Regions from separate parts of the Homo sapiens genome. Here region 2 is linked to region 1. A link is an interaction called in ENCODE POLR2A ChIA-PET data of the cell type or tissue named here. Cell type or tissue: endothelial cell of umbilical vein. All regions are shown on one strand. Each heading gives the region's core, and the rest is flanking DNA. Links, peaks and the distances in the headings are about the cores only.

What was found. ChIA-PET counts read pairs that join two places held together with the same protein. Peaks named below come from ENCODE experiments on the same cell type or tissue, not always from the same donor. Only the 100,000 strongest peaks of a DNase experiment are listed, where the experiment ranks them.
Region 2: POLR2A ChIA-PET joins it to region 1 with 5 read pairs; 2 of 35 experiments call an interaction of 5 or more read pairs at or near these places.

What each region holds. Positions count from the first base shown.
Region 1 is chr7:105,492,022-105,497,405 of GRCh38, reverse strand. It overlaps PUS7 (pseudouridine synthase 7), which reads left to right. Exons shown (of 16, transcript NM_019042.5): 6 at 2,153-2,264. Among named protein-coding and RNA genes, the nearest start is that of PUS7, 28 kb to the left of the region's middle. In endothelial cell of umbilical vein, for the core only: no CTCF peak of the experiment used is centred there; DNase peaks (open chromatin) are centred at 745 and 3,205; H3K27ac peaks cover 3,147 bases.
Region 2 is chr7:105,070,789-105,076,172 of GRCh38, reverse strand. It overlaps KMT2E (lysine methyltransferase 2E (inactive)), which reads right to left. Exons shown (of 27, transcript NM_182931.3): 7 at 2,496-2,554; 8 at 1,358-1,530; 9 at 92-130. Among named protein-coding and RNA genes, the nearest start is that of KMT2E, 59 kb to the right of the region's middle. In endothelial cell of umbilical vein, for the core only: no CTCF peak of the experiment used is centred there; no DNase peak of the experiment used is centred there.

The DNA.
Region 1 (5,384 bases), core at 168-5,167:
AAAGCAAAGCAATAGTTACTTGTCTCACTATCAAAAAAAAGATAATCACAAATAGCATTTTGGTACATGTCCTCCCATATTTAAGTAAACAGATCTCTTTTTGGGGAAGCATTTACTATCCTTAAACCTTTTGCTTCATCTCATGGGTACAGACAGTGCAGCTTTGAGCGTGAACTAACATGCCCATTGTGAAGGGATTGAGACAAGGAGGCTGCACCTGTAGAAGAGTTTTCTACTTGTTCACTGTTTGCCTCTAAAACATTCCATTGTTAATGTCTAAATGGCTGTTAACCCACCGCATAACTACCGGGTGCTGTAGAAGTCCTCAGTGTAAACTTAACCATGCGATCATTTGCATGTTCACCTCTAAAGCACTTTAATATTATAAATTAAACATTGCTCTTTTGTGCTCTTTATGCTGTGCATTTGGACAGAGGTCAGAACTGCAGCAGGTAAGAGCATTTGGCATTTCATGTAGATAAAGTGAAATGCCAAAGATTTTGTCACAAGTGCTAAGTATAGACAACTTTGCTTAACTGATAGTGAGCTGGAAGGAAAACCGAAAATGATATTCCTGCTCAACAGTTTTCTGAAGAACTTGTGAGGAATTCACACCAAGGACTAAAGAAATACTTGTAATACTTTTCTGTCCAAGACAGAAAAAACTCACATATTTATCAAGAAGGAAGGGTGATTCACTAAGCATACATGCTATGGCAGTTTTCTGAAATGGTTTATGGAGTCTTTTGTTCTTTTCATTGTAACTTATCACTAACTTACCAAACAGTGCTTTTGCCTTGACAAAGCCAGGTATCCAAGTACCAGCTTCGGTACCAGCAGTATCTTAAGCCTCTGAAGATAAGGGATTCATGAGTTCATGAAAAAGGATTATTTTTAAAAGAAGAGGACTCTTTCTAGGAATTGTTGTATGAAACATTTTTTCAGTTTTTCTTTCATGGAGTTACAGTAATCAAATGAACTAGATGTGTTGTTTAAGTAACAACTGCAGCTCTGTGCCACACAGGACTCATGAATGTTATTGTACAGCGTCTATAAAGTGCAGTTTAGGCTTACATATTTTTCCCAAAGTACTTAAAAAAAAACATTTTGAGCAGCTTAAATCTAAAGCATATATATGTATGTGTCTCTCCCTCTCTCTCTCTCTCTCTCTCTCTCTCTATATATATATATATATATATATATATATATGTGTGTGTGTGTAGATATGCATACTTTTTTTTTTTTTTGAGACGGAGTCTCGCTCTTGTTGCCCAGGCTGGAATGCAATGGCACGATCTTGGCTCGGTAACCTCCACCTCCTGGGTTCAAGCAATTCTCTTGCCTCAGCCTCCCAAGTAGCTGGAATTACAGGCACTCGCCACAATGCCCAGCTAATTTTTGTATTTTTAGTAGAGACGGGGTTTCACCATGTTGGCCAGGCTTGTCTCAAACTCCTGACCTCAGGTGATCCGCCCATCTCAGCCTCCCAAAGTGCTGGGATTACAGTGCATGGGATTACACTCGGCCTAAATCTTACATTGTTTAACACAGGATTGAACAACTGAAGTAACACTAGCTGCTCAGAAGTTAACATTTAACCTGGCTTAATTTTTTTATGTTCTTTTTTTTAATTAAAAATGTTTTTCTTTTATTTATTTTTTGAGACAGGGTCTTGCTCTGTCACCCATGCTGGAGTGCAGTAGCATGATCTCGGTTCACTACAACCTCCACCCTACATGTTCATGTGATCCTCCCACCTCAGCCATCTGAGTAGTTGGGACCACAGGCGTGTACCACCATGCCTGGCTATTTTTAGTGGAGACGGGTCTTGCCATGTTGCCCAGGCCAGTCTTGAACTCCTGAGCTCAAGCCATCTTGCCCGCCTTGGCCTCCCAAAGTCCTGAGATTACAGGTGTGAGCCACCGTGCCCAGCCACATTTTAGCTTTTTATTTTTAATATGGATAGATAATGTTAAGTGTCCAATTACAGGAAATGTAATACCTCTAGTCCACACAGCTATAACCACTTAACCTGTATTTCTTTATCAGACTAGAACTGATTTTCCACTCAAAGGTTCTATAGCGAAAAATGAGCTCTTACATCTATAACTTTTATTATGGTATATATAATGTTAATTCTTTTGCTTTCAAGATCCAAGAAAACATTCTTGGCCAAAATCTAGGGGAAGTTACTGCCACTTCGTACTATATAAGGAAAACAAAGACACCATGGATGCTATTAATGTACTCTCCAAATACTTAAGGTGAGTTACTGTTGTTATGCCTATACAAAATCAAAGCAACAGAAACGTATATTCCTTTTTCCATGCTAATGGAAAAAGGAGCAGGAGGAGCACAGATTACAGATAGTAAATGCTCCTCCCAATGATAGTTTTCTTTCTTTCTTTCTTTCTTTTTTTTTTTTTTTTTTTAGACAGTCTCACTCTGTCACTCAGGCTGGAGTGAATGATGGTATGATCAGGCTCACTGCAGCCTTGACTTCCTGGGCTCAGGCATTCCTCCTACCTTAGCCTCCTGAGTAGCTGGGATTACAGGCGTATGCCACAATGCCAGGCTAATTTTATTAGGTTTTAGAGACAGAGTCTCACTATATTGCCCAGGCTGGTCTCGAACTCCTGTGCTCAAGCAGTCCTCACACTTCAGCCTCCCAAAGTACTGGGATTAAGAATTGCCGATCGGCCTGGCGCAGTGGCTCACACCTGTAATTCCAGCACTTTGGGAGGCCGAGGAAGGCAGATCACGAGGTCAAGAGATCGAGACCATCTTGGCCAACATGGTGAAACCCAATCTCTACTAAAAATACAAAAATTAGCTGGGCATGGTGGCATGTGCCTGTAGTGTTAGCTGCTCAGGAGGCTGAGGCAGGAGAATTGCTTGAACCTGGGAAGCAGAGGTTGCGGTAAGCCGAGATTGTGCCACTGCACTCCAGCCTGGCAACAGAGCAAGACTCCATCTCAAAAAAAAAAAAAAAAAAAAAAAAAATCACTGATCATGGATAGGAAGTGCATTGTTTCTTCCAGGCGTGAGCCACTGTGCCAGGCCGTGAGGATAGTTTTCTTAGGCAATGGATGAATTAATTTTTTTGACCCCCACATACGTAGTGCCAATAATTCAAGATGAAAATTCCATAAGTAAATGATTCGCATGCAGCTGAGAGTTAACAATCTGGTTGAAAATAAAAATTAACTTTCTCTTTTGAAAGCCTATACTTATCCTTTGACGTGGTTGCAGAGGTTGGTTTTGCCAGACTGGGAGCTCTCAATTCCTGGAGACTGACTAAACCTGAGACCGGTCTGATTTTCTAACAGGAATGTAAATATAGCAGAGACTGGATCTCTGGGGATCGGCAAGGTGCCAAAGCTTTTCTTAAAAATGGAAGTGGCTACACACCACAGCAAGTCTGTATGCTGTGGAAATTTGGTTTCCAATATATATTTAACTCATTTTAAATATGGAAACAGTGTATTAATTTGCTAGGACTTCCATAACAAAATACCACAGATCAGGTGGCTTAACAGAAATTACTTTTCATATGCTTCTAGAGGCTAACAGTCCCAAGCTCAAGGTGTCGGCAAGTTTGTTTTTTTTCCGGAAGCCTCTCTCCTTGGCTCGCAGATGGCTGCCTTCTCACTGTGTCTTCATGTGGCATTTTCCCTGTGCACGCACACCCCTGGTATCTGTGTGTGTCCCCATTTCCTCTTCTTAGGAGGATACCAGTCAGATTGGATTAGTGCCCACCCTAAATGGCCTCATTTTAACTGAATCACCTCTTTGAAGGCCCTATCTCCAAATACAGTCACATTCTGAGGTCCTGGGGGGTCAGAGCTTCAACATACTAATTTTGGGGGAGACACAGTTCAGCCCATAATACACAGTACCCAATTAAGTAACATTTATTTTGCTCTATTTATTAACTCCCTGGGAGAGAGTCTGTGCTACTATGCCTGTACCTGAGCCAGAGAGAACAGACGATTCTTGACAGGAATAGGTGGGTGGGGAGGGAGTTCCTCCAAGATCGGGAGTTGAGGATTGCTCAGGATTTAAGAAATCCTTCCTGGCTTTTTCCTTCTCATATGGAACGGTTAAGTTTATAAAATACTTCTTAGTTAACTAGGTTACTTATTATCTTCATATCAAAACTATTCAGATCCCAGTTTTAGCATTTCATTTGGCTTTTTTCATTTTTTAATACAAAGCAATAGCAGCATGGAAAATTCACACAATAACTTTTTAAAAACTGAAGATAAATTTTCATAGTGGTACATTATATCTCTAGAATGCATTTTTCTTTGCTTTCACTGTCTTATGTAATGTAATGAATTGTAGATGATGGATAGGAAGTGCATTGTTGCCTTTTTTGTTGCTGGCTAGCCAAGTCTTTGAACAACATCAGTTATTTACTAATAGCCACAAATGTTTACACTGCTAAGAAAGGAATTATTGACTGGGCGCAGTGGCTCACCCCTGTAATCCTAGCACTTTGGGAGGCCGAGGCGGGTGGATCACCTGAGGTCGAGCATTCAAGACCAGCCTGGCCAACATGGCGAAACCCCATCTCTATTAAAAATACAAAAAATCGGCCGGGCGCGGTGGCTCACGCCTGTAATCCCAGCACTTTGGGAGGCCGAGGCGGGCGGATCACGAGGTCAGGAGATCGAGACCATCCCGGCTAAAAAACGGTGAAACCCCGTCTCTACTAAAAATACAAAAAATTAGCCGGGCGTAGTGGCGGGCGCCTGTAGTCCCAGCTACTTGGGAGGCTGAGGCAGGAGAATGGCGTGAACCCGGGAGGCGGAGCTTGCAGTGAGCCGAGATCCCGCCACTGCACTCCAGCCTGGGCGACAGAGCGAGACTCTGTCTCAAAAAAAAAAAAAAAAAAAAAAATACAAAAAATCAGCCAGATGTGGTGGTGCATGCCTGTAATCCCAGCTACTTGGGAGGCTGAAGCAGGAGAATTGCTTGAACCCAGGAGGCAGAGGTTGCAGTGAGCCAAGATTGTGCCGCTGCACTCCAGCCTGGGTGACAGAGAGAGACTCCGTCTCAAAAAAAAAAGCGAAGAATTATTTGGCCATCATTTACCTTTTTTGTTTTTTTTTAAAGAGAGCAGGTCTTACTACGTCACCCAGGCAGGAGTGTAGTGTGCAGTGGCTGTTCACAGGCACCATCATAGCGCACTGTAGCCTCCAACTCCTGAGCGCAGACAGTCCTCCTGCCTCAGGCCTCCCCAGTAACTGGGACTGTAGGTGCATGCCACCACACCTGGCTATCATTTACTTTTCTAGCTTGCATATGAATTTATGTTGTTTTAGTAGATTTTTTTTTTTTTTTTTTTGAGACGGAGTCTCTGTGGCCCAGGCTGGAGT
Region 2 (5,384 bases), core at 285-5,284, 420 kb after region 1:
ACAGAGCATTAAGTAAAGATATGGTCAAGCAAGCATGTAGCTCCTGAATAAATGACAGTTGATAACAACACCTTAAAATTAATGTATTTACCTTAACTCTTGATGACTTCCTAGATCCTTCACGAAATGCCTAAAATAAACATGGAATTCTAGTTAGTTTCCTAAAAAACTGGACATAATTAATATTTAAGAATTAATTGGTTCATTGAAACTTTTAACTGAAGTGTCATAACAAAAAATTTGGTAACCAAGAAAGCTGACACTAGGAGAATGTTTAATAAAGGCATCTATTAAAATACTTTTCTAATAAAAACAGAATGTGGTTGAGAGTGGTGGCGGGCACCTGTCGTCCCAGCTACTCAGGAGACTGAGGCAGGAGGATCAACTGGAGCCCAGGAGTTGGAGGCCATAGTGCACCATGCCAGTCTATGAATACCCACTGCACTCCAGCCTGGGCAACATAGCAAGATCCTGTCTTTAAAAAAAAAAAAGTATATAGACTATATAGAATATAAAAATCTGTATATAATATAATACAAAGACAAAAATTTCCAAATATTCTCTGTGTTCAATATTACAACAGTGGAAAAATATTTCTGATAAAAATTGGGAGGGTGTTAGACATATAATTTTGTTGAAGTGATAAGACATGTTTTGGGAGGGAGTAAAATAATGATATTACTTTAATTCTCTAAGCAACTAGCAAGTAATATTTGAGCCCATAATGGGCCTTAAGTAATATGCACTGTGGTAAACAGAGCTGTATTTACTCAATAAACATGTATCGAGAGCCCACTCATCTGCCAGATCTGAAGGATGTATTTAAGACTTAATTCCTATCCCCCTCAACCCCCTAAAAAGTGTGAACTCCATTTAGAGTGACTAACAAATACAAACCTACAGCTAGCAATATAGATCCAAATAAATAAATTTGTGTGTAGACAATACGTTACAAGAGAGCAAGGTTTAAAAAAAAAAAAAAAAGGAGGCAAAGAACCGTTATGTAAAACATGGGGAAGAAAAGCTAAGTGGATTATGTCAGACAGACAAGTGAAAGGAATACAATCCTGGTAGTACAGAAAACTATGAAGGCTTTCTATTTTATTTTTGCTTCTGCATTATAGTGACTAATCTCATTAAATGATTTCAAAGCAGTTTGCAAAGTTTCTTCTCTAATCTGCTTCAATCTTTAAAACACGTTAAAATGTTCAAGTAAGTTTAATTGTTTAAAAATAAAAAACTTCTGCTAGATCCTTTTTAGCTATCATCGATTATTCTCACTCTCCTGCCTCTCCTATAAAATTCAGTTCCCTATCCGCTATCCTATCCACTCACCTAAAAACAAGCAAAAACGTACCTTTTTACATTTTGAAATGTGTTGTTCTTTCTCCCCGCTTTTTTTCCTTCTTTTATCATTAACTTTGGAAACTCTTGAAGCAGTTAAAGTAATTGATGTTGGAGTATGCTGAAATGCAGTATATAATTCCACAGGAACCTCATCACCACTCTCAGTTGCACTGGTATCACCATCTTCAGACAAAATAAAAATTATTGCACATTTAATACTTCTATTTTAAACAATGAAATAAAACAGCATTCCATATGACAAAGTATTGTCGTCTCCATCTTTCTAAATAAGCACATTTTTTAACTTGTTCACTCACCTCACTTACACATTTACATGCAAAGCACAAATATGATTTCTCACACATTAAACTAGAAAGGATCCAAAAGCCTGATAACACACTCTGGTGGTGTGCCTGTGGGAAACAGCACTCTCATACACTACGAGTGGAAATTTGAAATTCCCTACAAAGGACAATTCAGCCATATCTAGCAAAATTATATATGTACATACCTTCTGACCCAGCCATCTCATTATTAGAGATCTAGCCAAAGATAAAACAGCAAAAGTACAAAAAGACTTATGCAAGAGGGTCTTGCTGAGGATACTGTTTTTAATAACAAAAATAAAACAAAGCAGAAATAATGAAAACAATCCAAATCTCCATCAAAGAGGAATAGTTGAATAAATTATGATTATTTAAAACCAGGAGTACTGGTATCAACATGATTAAGATAAAATAAAAATTGTGGCATATGTTACACAGAAGTTAGAAAATTCTGTTCCTATAAATAAAAGATGTACTATTCTACATGATAAACTAATGGATCATATCTTTCTGAAGAACAAACATATTTTACTTTTTTAAACCAACAGGTTAGCTATGTGTAGGAAAATTATGGCTGATTTAAATTATTTATTTTCCTCTCATTTCCATTTTATTTCCCAAAGTACATATTTATTCTATAATACGTGAAAAAAAAAATACTTGAAATCTATACCAGAGATTGCATACTCTCTGTACAATCAACATTCATCAACAAGGTATTTACATTTAACTAAAAATATTTACATTTAACTAAAAGTTGAGAGAACCGTTTATTCTCTCAATCACACGAATTTTAATTTAGTGTAGGTCCTTTTTACCTACCTGACATATTTTCCCTTTTCCGGCGTTGTAGTAGCACTGCCCTCTCTTTATCCAAATTCCTACATTAAAAAATTAGCATAATTATTTATCAAATACATGAAGCAGATCTGTCTTAAATGTGATAAACTTTTTAATTTATTTAATGTTCTCAGTGAAAAACCAACAGTATAAAATATATACAAAATCCCTTGCAATACAGTTTACATACAATCTAATAGTAGCAGTAGATGCCAGATAGATGACTCCATTTCACTCTGATTTTTTTTTTTTTTTTTTTTCCCCAGACAGGGTCTCACCCTATCACCCAGGCTGGAGTGCAGTGATGCAATCACAGTTTGCTGCAGCCTCAACCTTCCAGGTTCAAGGGATCCTCCTGCCTCAGCCTCCTGAGTAGCTGAGACTACAGGCCTGCACCATCATGCCGGGCTAATTTTTTAATTTTTTGTAGAGATGGGTTACCCAGGCTGGTCTTGAACTCCTGGATCAAGTGATCCTCCCACCCCTGCCTCCCAAAGAGCTGGGATCACAGATGTGAGCCACAGTGAATGGCCAAGAAAATAATTTACTTAGGAAACCAGTATTTTTTTCAAACAGAATATTTAAAGCAAAAAGTCTGAAAAAAAAAAACCCATAATGTTAACATGTAATTAAAATCATAAATTAAATTTCTTAAAGCAAATGTATGACACTGAATTGAATCTATTCCATTATTACCATTGCCTTTAATTATTTTCACTTTTGAAATAAATACTGCTTTTTTTTTGAGATGGAGTTTCGCTCTTATTGCCCAGGCTGGAGTGCAATGGCGCAATCTTGGCTCACTGCAACCTCTGCCTCCTGGGTTCAAGCGATTCCCTGCCTCAGCCTCCCAAGTAGCTGGGGTTCCGGGCATGTGCTACCACACCTGGCTAATTTTGTATTTATAGTAGAGACGGGGTTTCTCCATGTTGGTCAGGCTGGTCTCAAACTCCTGGCCTAAGGTGATCTGCCCACCTCGGCCTCCCAAAGTGCTGGGATTATAGGCATGAGCATTTAACAGTTAAGTGAAATACTTCATTACCCACTCCCTACCTCTACCCATGAACTACATCATCCATAGTAATTCTTTTACATTCCCCCCCAACTTTTTCACTGTATATAGTTTAGAGGTCAGATAACATATTATTCTCAGGTGGGAAAATAAGAGCTCTAGATTATTAGAATTTCTACAGACTTGCCTTAATGTCTACCAGGAAATATATTTATTCTAGCATCACAGATAATTATCCTAGCTATCACAGAATAATAAACATATCTCTCTCAACTAACTGCCCTCCTAATGGTAAGTTTTTTTGTTTTTTGTTTTGTTTTTTGAGACGGAGTCTCGCTCTGTTGCCCAGGCTGCCAAGCTGGAGTTCCGTGGTGCGACCTTGGCTCACTGCAAGCTCCAACTCCCAGGTTCATGCCATTCTGCCGCCTAAGCCTCCCAAGTAGCTGGGACGACAGGCGCCCGCCACCACACCTGGCTAACTCTTGTTTTTGTATTTTTAGTAGAGACAGGGTTTCACCATGTTAGCCAGGATGGTCTCAATCTTCTGACCTCATGATCCACCCGCCTGGGCCTCCCCCAAAGTGCTGGGATTACAGGTGTGAGCCACCGCGCCCGGCCTCCTAATGGTAACTTTTTAACCAACTTTTACTGAATTCATCATCAGATATTTACCCCATCAAAAATTATCTGGCAAAAGACTACTATCAAAGGGAAACAAAACCACATAGAGACACCTCACTCAAAGTAAGAGAAATGCACACCATAACTATGCTGAGATTACCATTTCTCACCTAATTAAACTGGCAAAAATGCAAGTCTGTCAAACACTCTGTTGTGAGGCTTGGGAAAGTGGGCATGCTTATCCATTACTGTTTGGAATTCAAAACTGCAGGCCGGGCGTGGTGGCCCACGCCTGTAATCTCAGCACTCTGGGAGGCCGAGGCAGGCAGATCACGAGGTCAGGAGATTGAGACCATCCTGGCCAAGATGGTGAAACCCTGTTCTCTACTTAAAAAAAAAAAAAAAAAAAAAAAAAAAATATATATATATATATATATATATATACACACACACATACATACATACATACATACACACACACATACACACACAAATTAGCAGGGTGTGGTGGCTCATGCCTGTGGTCCAGCTACTCGGCAGGCTGAGGCATGACAATGGCTTGAACCCAGGAGGCGGAGGTTGCAGTGAGCCGAGATCGTACCACTGCACTGCAGCCTGGTGACACAGCAACACTCCATTTCAAAAAAAACAAAAACAAAAAACAACAACAAAAAAACAGCACAGCTCCTGCTGGAAGGAAATTTGACAATCTAACAAAATTTTATATATACATTTATCACTATACTGAACAATCTCACTTCTATCTATAATAACAAAAGAACCAAAACAACTCTAGTGTCCATACAAAGGCAACTAGTTGAATAGAGTACAAAAAAAGATACAGTACATTGAAGCTCTATCAGTCAATGTCTACATACTACTGTGATCTTCAGCATATATTTTTAAGAGAAAAGAAATGTGAAGACTCTATAATATGCTACTGCTTACCTAAATAAGGAAGGAAATACAAATATATAGATACATATCTACATATAATAAGCAAGCAGGGATGAGTTAGACTTAACTTGCTTTATATATTTGTCTACCTTGCTTTACATATTTGACTTTAGAGTGACAGAATACTTTCCTTTATATATTTGACTTCAAGTCTAACTTGCTTTATATTTGAGTTTAGAATGATAGAATACTTCTTACATAATTATAAAGTATATAATTATAAAGGTAAATAAAATACAAAAAACAATTCTGTTTTTGAGACAGGGTCTCCCTCTGTTGCC